Regions from separate parts of the Homo sapiens genome. Here region 2 is linked to region 1. A link is a loop called in an ENCODE intact Hi-C map of the cell type or tissue named here. Cell type or tissue: endothelial cell of umbilical vein. All regions are shown on one strand. Links, peaks and the distances in the headings refer to the core of each region. The heading gives the core; the rest is flanking DNA. Region 1 overlaps SOX5-AS1 (SOX5 antisense RNA 1). Region 2 has its middle 100 kb from the start of MIR920.

What was found. A loop is a pair of places that touch in the nucleus more often than their neighbours do. Peaks named below come from ENCODE experiments on the same cell type or tissue, not always from the same donor. Only the 100,000 strongest peaks of a DNase experiment are listed, where the experiment ranks them.
Region 2: it touches region 1 in a loop (2.9-fold over the local background); 1 of 110 quality-filtered maps calls a loop at or near these places.

The regions. Positions count from the first base shown.
Region 1 is chr12:24,224,992-24,229,395 of GRCh38, reverse strand. SOX5-AS1 (SOX5 antisense RNA 1) reads right to left here. Exons shown (of 5, transcript NR_120472.1): 2 at 2,009-2,235; 3 at 1,578-1,685. It also overlaps a transcript of SOX5 not described here. Among named protein-coding and RNA genes, the nearest start is that of SOX5-AS1, 3.9 kb to the right of the region's middle. RefSeq lists an enhancer at 2,107-2,401. In endothelial cell of umbilical vein, for the core only: no CTCF peak of the experiment used is centred there; a DNase peak (open chromatin) is centred at 2,315; H3K27ac peaks cover 1,634 bases.
Region 2 is chr12:24,107,325-24,111,728 of GRCh38, reverse strand. It overlaps a transcript of SOX5 not described here. Among named protein-coding and RNA genes, the nearest start is that of MIR920, 100 kb to the left of the region's middle. In endothelial cell of umbilical vein, for the core only: a CTCF peak has its summit at 2,102; no DNase peak of the experiment used is centred there.

The DNA.
Region 1 (4,404 bases), core at 190-4,189:
CAGCCCTATGAGCAATGACCCCCTTTATCTAATGAATTAGGAGCTACTCCTGCCTTGCAATTCTCAGTTCGACACTTGGCAATGAGAATCAAACCGGGGCTATTTAGTGCAGCAGTAAATGGCCCGCCACATTAGCCCCCTGGCATGCTAAGCTATTAGGTTGTTTTACTGTTGTTAAAGTTACATTTGTTAGGTGGAGTTGCTGCCCTTCCACACAAACTCGGCGGTGCCTGATGCTGGTGGAGGCAGCACGTGTACAAAACGTGTGCCATCCACAACCCAAGCGGTCAGGTGGTGTGGCTGCACTACAGATAAGGGGCGTTCTCCTGTCTGCCAAAGTGGGGATATGGATTGTTGTAAGTTTTAAAACGAGAAATTGGGGTTGGGGGAGAACCACTGGACAATCATGGGTCTTGCACTTTGTTGTGAATAAACTAATTATATGGGCTCGATTAACCATTAATTTATAGCAGTTCTTAAGTGAACCACTAATTGTCAGAATGCCATGGAGAAGGAAGGCCAGGGGTGAGAGGCACCAAATAAGCTGGTGTGGCCTTCTGCAGCAGGCCAGCAGCCAGTGCCGCACACACACTGGAAGCTGGGCAGAATCCCGAGGAGTTGAAAGATTAGCATGGAAATGAAGGAGAAATATTCAGGGTGCTTCAATGGTATGTATGTGGGGTGTGTGCATGCATGCATGTGTGAGAGAGACAGACACACACACGCACACACACGCACACACACACAGAATATTTCTGCAAAGAAAGGAAGATGCCAGTACTATATAGCTCCATGCAGCCAGCTTGCAGGGTTGAGTTGGCATTTGGTAACTTGGTAGCGGCTGCCAGTGTGTGTGTGGTGGGAGAAGAGGGAATAGACAACAAGAAAAACACATAGAGCTTAAAAAAAGATGTAAAATGATTCACTTCATGCCATATGGACAAAAATGTTGTCACAAAAATAAGGCCAAAAAATAGTGCCAGGTTAGACTTTTAGTTCAAAAACATATGTATAATCATCCCCATGAACATGAATTTTAATTAGTATTTTGATAGAGAGAAACCAGATATTTTTTTAACCTGCTCTGTTCTTGTTTTCTGTTCCTCTCCCAGTTTTAGCCTCCATTAAACATTCATATACTGTATGTTTTGTGTCTGTATGAGGAAAATGCTTTATCCCTGGATTGGTGGGAATGCAAACATCTTGGTTTTCTGTGGCATACAAAATATCTTCCCAGTGGAGCTCGAAAGCAGAAGCTTATCACAGGGAAATCTAGAGCTCTCTCTGAGACCCGGGCACACCAGGGAGGAAGGAAGCCATATGCCTTTCTCTTTGTCAGTGGAGACATCTGCACCCATTCGGTTCCCCAGATCCACTCTTCACACCCATCCACATCTCATCTCTCTGGGATGCCTTTTAAACATGAAATAAGTTTTGTATGTATGCATATTATTATGTGACAGGGCAGTTTTGGGGAAAATGGATGATCGTGACTACAGAGACTTTAAAAAATGGAACATGTAACTTATTAGTAAACTCTATGCTTTCATTTTACTTATTAGTTACACAATACCTACTTCTTAAAAAGGATTTGAGATGACAGTACTCATCGAAGGATACCGTGCTGAATCATCTGCCCTTAGCAAAGCTTTTCTCACTTTAAATGAGGTGCTTCGATTAGTGCCCTGTATGTGATAATTAGATGATGAGACAGCAAAATGCTGATATTAGCAATGATTTTGCTGCTTAGGAGGCCATTCACACCCCAGGTTCCCTCACCGCCCCCCACCAAAAGAATGCAGGTGAATCAGGTATTTGTATTATAAATGATACAAGTGAATTTTAAAACCTGGTATTAACAGTCAATCAAATCTTGGTGCAGAAGCATTAACCTATTTCACATTCTTTAATAGAACCTCTGAGCTTTCCTCTCACCATTAGTGATATTTCAGTCCACTTCAAGGGTAAAAGGAAAATCAACAATGGTCTTAGAAAAGGTAAATTTCACCTCCCATGTAGAGTCTCTCAGAGATTTCTCAGACTTTTGTTTTTGGCAAACATGAACACAGACGTTCTTCATTTCTCTCCTCTTCCCTTCCTGGGGAAGCTCTGGTCTCTTTAGTTAGAATAATATGTCCCCCAGGCGCCTGTTGAGGACACCCTCTTGGTGCTGGCAGGTTTTTCTGGGCTTGCTGTCTGACGTCTGCTGTTTCCTCAAAGCATTAGTCATCATTCCTGTAAGGGTTACAACAACAGAATGAATGTGTTACTTGGACAAACAGCAGCCTCAAGCCACAAACCAGGATGCACCCTGTCCATTACGTCCATTACGTAGGAACTGCAGGAAAGGTGGTCTTTACCTCATCTCCAGGCTGTCTCATTTTCCGAAGAGTAGGAAAAAGCTCTTGCTAAATACACCTGCCTGCCTTCAGAACTCTAAATCAGGCTTATATTTGCTGAGAACTATCCCCAAGCTCTTGTGTCAGACTGCTGTTGGATCCAGTAGATTTATTCATTCATTCATTCATTCATTCATTCATTCAATCACTGTTTTGAAACCCCTAATATAAGTTCTAAATTTAAAGAAAGTTTAGAGTTGTTTCTTGCTACAGAAGTATTTGTACAGGCCGGGCGTGGTGGCTCACGCCTGTAATCCTAGCCCTTTGAGAGGCCAAGGCGGGTGGATCACCTGAGGTCAGGAGTTGAAGACCAGCCTGGCCAATGTGATGAAACCCCAACTCTACTAAAAATACAAAAATTAGCTGGGCGTGGTGGCGGGTGCGTGTAATCCCAGTTACTCCAGAGGTTGAGGCAGGAGAATTGCTTGAACCCAGGAGAAAGAGGTTGCAGTAAGCCGAGATCGTGCCGTTGCACTCCAGCCTGGGGGATAGAGTGAGATTCTATCTCAAAATAAATAAATAAATAAATAAAATAATGAGGAAGATCTCTATGCAGTAATATGGAAGACATTTCCAAGAAAGATTCTTAGGTGGAAATTTTAAAGAAAACTTCAAAAGTATATATGGAATGCTGTCTTTTGCATAAGAAAGAAGGGCACATAAGAATAAATACATACATTTGCTTGTTCCTGCAATAATACAGGAAGTATAAGCCTTAATCAAGAAAATAATAATGTATATTGTGTGGGTGTGAATGAATAAAAGGGATGGGGATGGAAGTGAGTCCAGAGTTATCTTACATAGTTTTTTTTTGAACCATGAGAATATTATATATGTTTTAAAAGTAAATTTTGATCGAAGATGAGAACATATCTGAGATGTTAGATATTAACTTGGATGGAAAGCCCAATGGTAATCATTGTTAATGGTACTTCAGGCCAATACTCTCCTAAAGAACAAAGAGAAGTGAAGGGGGAAGCACTTAAGAGATTGATTCCTACTGACTTGTACATATTACTGGTACTATCCCACTATATTTAATACTTAAACTTTACGTTTCTTTGATTCCTACAACTAACAGGAATTCCTTCTCCTTTTCTCCTACCATCCCTTTTGGCGAGAGACGAGAATAAATGGAACTATTAATCATTTTTTCTACTTTTACAATTATAATTTGAGTCAGTGATGTGATTTCTTATATATTCTGGGAAGAGGGGATATAGTATCTATGCAAATTATTTGCCAGTTTGTAAGTCATTACAATCATTAAAAATATAACACCATCATAGGAAATATTACTTGCTTCCTAATGAACCATATTGTCTTTCTGCTTTAATTTTTATTTACAACATCAACAATGACAATGAAGTACAGTTTTCTACTAATGTGTAACCAACTCTCCTGAGTGTGTAGCATGTGCTTTTGGTGTTAACTATTTTGGAGACAAGAAATTAGCCATTGTTGAAATTATTTTAAGAAAATGAAATGTAACTCTAAGTGGGGAAAAAAAAAAAAAACCTCTGATAATTGTTAATTTACTCAACTAATGGCTTTTCCTGATGCCCAAAAGTTTTAAAGTTTCAAAGCTTTTTCCAATTTTCTTCCCTAAATGACTTTATTTTTTGGGTTGTTACAGTGCTTTTGTGAAACAAAGATGTGACTATGTGTATCATTGAAAAACTGGCTTGTATTGGACCTCCTTTAAGCACTGAGCTTTTAAAGAAAATTACTGGTAGGCAAGCTGATTTTGGTGATGGGTTAGGTATAACTAGAGATTCATGTTCTCAAATTTTGGTCCTGACATTCCTTTCCACCTGAGCGAAGGAAAGAAAGCGGAGGGTATGTTCGTGTCACAATGAGGTTTATACTTTTGATCTGGGTAGAATTTGTGTTCGATATAACCAAAATGTATGGATACCTACTGTGTGTCTAGCACTTAAGTAATTTCTTTTATCCAATGGCCATATAATTAAATAAGCAAAATTTCACCCAGGGGCGGCAGTCT
Region 2 (4,404 bases), core at 96-4,095, 120 kb after region 1:
TTAATGGTAGTATTTTTTTCAGCTTTGATAATTTGACGAAAAATCTTTTTTTAAATAAAATATTAGTGATTCATACATAAGGAACATCATGGTTTTAAGAATCAGTAGAGATTGAAGTCAGCCTACAATGTGAATTACTGGAATTTCTGACTTTAAAATATATGGATTTGAGAAACATCGATTTTGAGCTAAACTAGATAACATATTTATTTCTTAATGATATGCACAAATTTGTTAGGTATTGAAATAACCAATACAGTATTACCTTTCATTTCAGTTTTTAATGATACTAAAGCATGACTTTTTGGTAATTGTTTTAGTCAGACTTGGTAAGCACAAGATCTGACAGTGTTGACTAGTCTGATACTCACAGGATGCATTGTATAAATTCTTCATTCCTTGAAGCATGAGTACAGATGATGACTGTCATCTTTGCCCTTTGACAGGTGTTAGGTAATGTGTAAGATATTCCCTGAAGCCTTTTCCAGATTTTTCTTGGTGATTCAAGTTTAGAAATGTGGTTTGCTTAGAGCAGTGTTTTCAATGGGGGGTGATTTTTACCTCCCGTGGGACATTTGGCAATGTCTGGAGACATTTTTGCTTTTCCCAGTTGGGGGATGCTATTGGCATCTAGTGTGTAGAGAGGCCAGAGATGCTGCTATACCCCCTACAATGCATATCACAGTCTCCCACAGTAAAGACATGTTGGACCCAAAGTATTAATGCCAAGGGTCGAGAAATCCTGGCTTAGCGTAAAATTTGAGAACGAAGTCATCAGGATTCTTTAAATCCATACCTTCTTTTTTTTTTTTTTTTTTTTTTTTTTTTGAAGTGGAGTCTCGCGCTGTCGCCCAGGCTGGAGTACAGTGGCACGATCTCAACTCACTGCAAGCTCCGCCTCCTGGGTTCACGCCATCCTTCCGCCTCAGCCTCCCGAGTAGCTGGGCCTACAGGCGCCTGCCACTATGCCCAGCTAATTTTTTAAATTTTATTTTATTTTTATTTTTAGTAGAGACGGAGTTTCACCATGTTAGCCAGGATGGTCTCAATCTCCTGACCTCGTGATCCGTCCGCCTCGGCCTCCCAAAGTGCTGGGATTACAGGCGTGAGCCACCATGCCTGGCCTAAATCCATACCTTCTTAATTAGGAAAATAATGTTCATCAATGAGGCACTTCTAATACATTCCTTACAGAGATATTTAAAAGTGCAGCATTTCCCTATATATCTGGATCATAATGAAATGAGTGGTTGTTATTGTCTCTTCCCAGATCAGTCATCCATTTGTTTATCAAACTTTTAGCAAGCACTTGATGTGGGACTTAGGTTGACTGTACAAAATTGAATAAGAGATGGTCATCATCTAGATTAATGAATGGTAGGTAGATGGTAAAGATGACTGCGTTGTTGTTGTTCTCTATGATTTTGTAATGTTCTCTTACATGATAGCAACTCATTAGGTTTCTTTAGAGCGAGGGTAGGTTTGTCATGAAGTTTTGAAAGCTTTATTGGTGTTGGCAAGAGAATGGTGCAAGATAGTTGATTTATAGAATGTTTAGTTCTATTTTCTTGCTTAAACAATCCATAGACCAAAACTGTTGAGGGACCACTGGTAAGTGGTAGCCTCTTATAGGCAAAGGGATGCAGTAAAGGACTTTTGTAAGTTGTTTTTTAAAGTGTGAACATCATTGCTATGATCTGAATGTGTCCTCCAAAATTCATGTTGAAACCTCATCATTATTCTAACAATGTGTCATCAGAAAAAATTTTAATGAAATTAGCGTTAAAGTAAATTTAATGGCTATGGCATATTTGAATTTGTGGACGTATGTTTTGCAAAGACTCTGCTTCTGTCTTTATTTTTTGGAAACTAGGACATGGACTGTAGGCTTAGTTTCCAAATGTGGACTTTAAAATAATAGCTTTTTAAAATAAATGAAAATATTTTCAACATCTGATATTTTAAAAATATTTTACCACTAGTTCTGTTGAAATGATTTTCATTGTTGTTGTTTAAAACTAATTTTCTTCTTTGTGCTATTAAGTGGGAAAGTAAAACACCTATAAAGAGATCAATCTATTTTTACTGTGTAATGATCCCCCTAGTGGATATGAGATGCAGCTAGCTTCGATATTTGCATAAAGAAGCAGGTGATGGTGGGTGAGACTTTGTTACTTGTTTCTCACTTTCAGAAGTGTTGTACAAGATCAAAACTGTCTTTACTATTTTTAATAAAGGAACTCCAAGTGGTTAAATTACCTTTTTAGGAAGCCTTAATGAGGCAGAAAGTGGTAGAAGTGCATAATTCTTTAAACTTAGATAAAGATAAATATCTTAAACAAAAGTTGGTGCAACGCTTTTGTAGTTTTTCAAAACACTATTTAAAGAAAAGGATTTTTACCAATTATTTTGTGGTTTTCTCACTTAAATTGGCTAACAGTTTAAAAGTAGTCTATGTAACCTGATGCTACTATATATCTGATCTCCAGTTAGATTTGTTAAAGCAAGAATAGCAAGTGAAAGAAATTGATGACATGAAAATTGATTACTCTTTAAAGACATACTCTCAAAATAAGACATACAAGGTATCTATTTATAGTACCTAGATAATAAACTTTAGAAATAAAGATTCATTTGGATTTTGTAAAATGTTGTTAAAACATTAGGTCTGCAGGTTTCAAATATGCTACTATTCAGAACATTGGAAATAAGAGAAGCAGAATAAATACCTGTGATGTGGCAAAAACTTCAAATATTGCTAGCTACAAAGAGCTAGAAACCATCTTTAAGTAAAAATCATGTTAATGATGACTATATAATGAACCCAATATCAGTAGAACATCATATTGCCTAAGCAAACAGTGTTATTACTTTCACTTCATTGTACAATAAGTTGATGGTTTATGGAACTGGTTCTGTTCTGAGAAAGGTATCATTTGAATAGGAAAACAGCCTGTTTCTTCATAAAGGACTTAAACACTGGTAGAGGAGAGAACTCTGTTAATAAAATGCATTTTGCATATACAGTATATCAGAGTCATGTTTGAGAATTTTTCTGATATTATGAAAGGCCAGATAAAATATAAAACAAATGTCTATTCCACTTGTAAAGATAGGATTTCTGAATTTGTTAATAGGCTATAATTAATGTCATTTTAAACTTTTTCCTATTCTGTGTACTTATAAAGATACTTATAGAACAAATAATTAGAGAGTTAACTTGACAGAAGTCAACAATGTAGTGTGTGATAGACTAATCAATGATAAATCACATCATTCAGAAAAGAGAAGTTCTGTAAGTCTTGCTTAATTTATTGAAAATAAAGCTACATTTTTCAGTGATGAACATTTCTTGATGACAGTAATGATGATGCATGAATTAAATGAGGAGATAGGAAATAGGAATAAAAAAAGGATGGAAAAACTATAATTAACAAAAAACATCCACAAACAATAATTTATGTAAGTGAAATAGATTTCTGCAGAATAAAAATGGAACAAAGTGAACAATGGAAATTATTCGACAATTAGGGTGGATATAGCTTGGATCACTGAAACGGTGAAAGGCAAAAGATAATGTAATGCAACTTACACAGAGAAACAATGGAAATCTGTTCAAAAGCTCTTTTAAAAGACTTCCCCTTCACAAATATGTTGTCCTATTCTGCCTTTTCATTAGCAAGTTCTCTTTAATATTTCCAATTTACAAGATGCCTGAAGAAAATTAACATCTGACTTGATTTTAAAACTTTATTTGAAGCTCTGCCACACGTATTTGCAGCCTATACACTGTATGAATTTACTTAACCATTCACTTGGCTTTGCTTTTGAGTGGTCTGCTGGTCAAAATTGCCTGATATTTAAATGTTACCATAGTGATGAGTAGTGGACACTGTCATCTTTCTCGTTTTAATTAAGGAACAGATGCAGGTAAAGCTGATCTCTCAGTGACCCTCTTTAAGCCCGGCATCAACACATTGATTGTTTTCAATTCTTTTCTCTCCCCTGTAATCTTAGCTTTGTCCTTTCGTCATATCAAGGTCTTCATCCTCTTACGTTAAAGATGCAGGAACTCCTTTTAAACCCTTCCTTAGGGAGCTTTAGCTTAGAGAGAATAAAACACACTTCCACTAAACACCAATGAAACACTAAGGCTGTTTTTTGGGTTTTATGTTTGTTTGTTTGTTTGTTTCAAGAAGCCCTGGCTTTGTCCACTTTAAAATTAAGTAATGTGTAAGTGGCAGTTTGTTAAAATTCTGTATACCCTATAAAGACAAAAAGTATTTCTACTTCCACTTTTTTGAATGAAACAAATTCCCTTTCCCATTTAGTGTATTTATAAATGAGGTATATTCAGAAGGTCTAAATAGTGTTAGCAACTCAATCATTCTTCCTTGGACTATA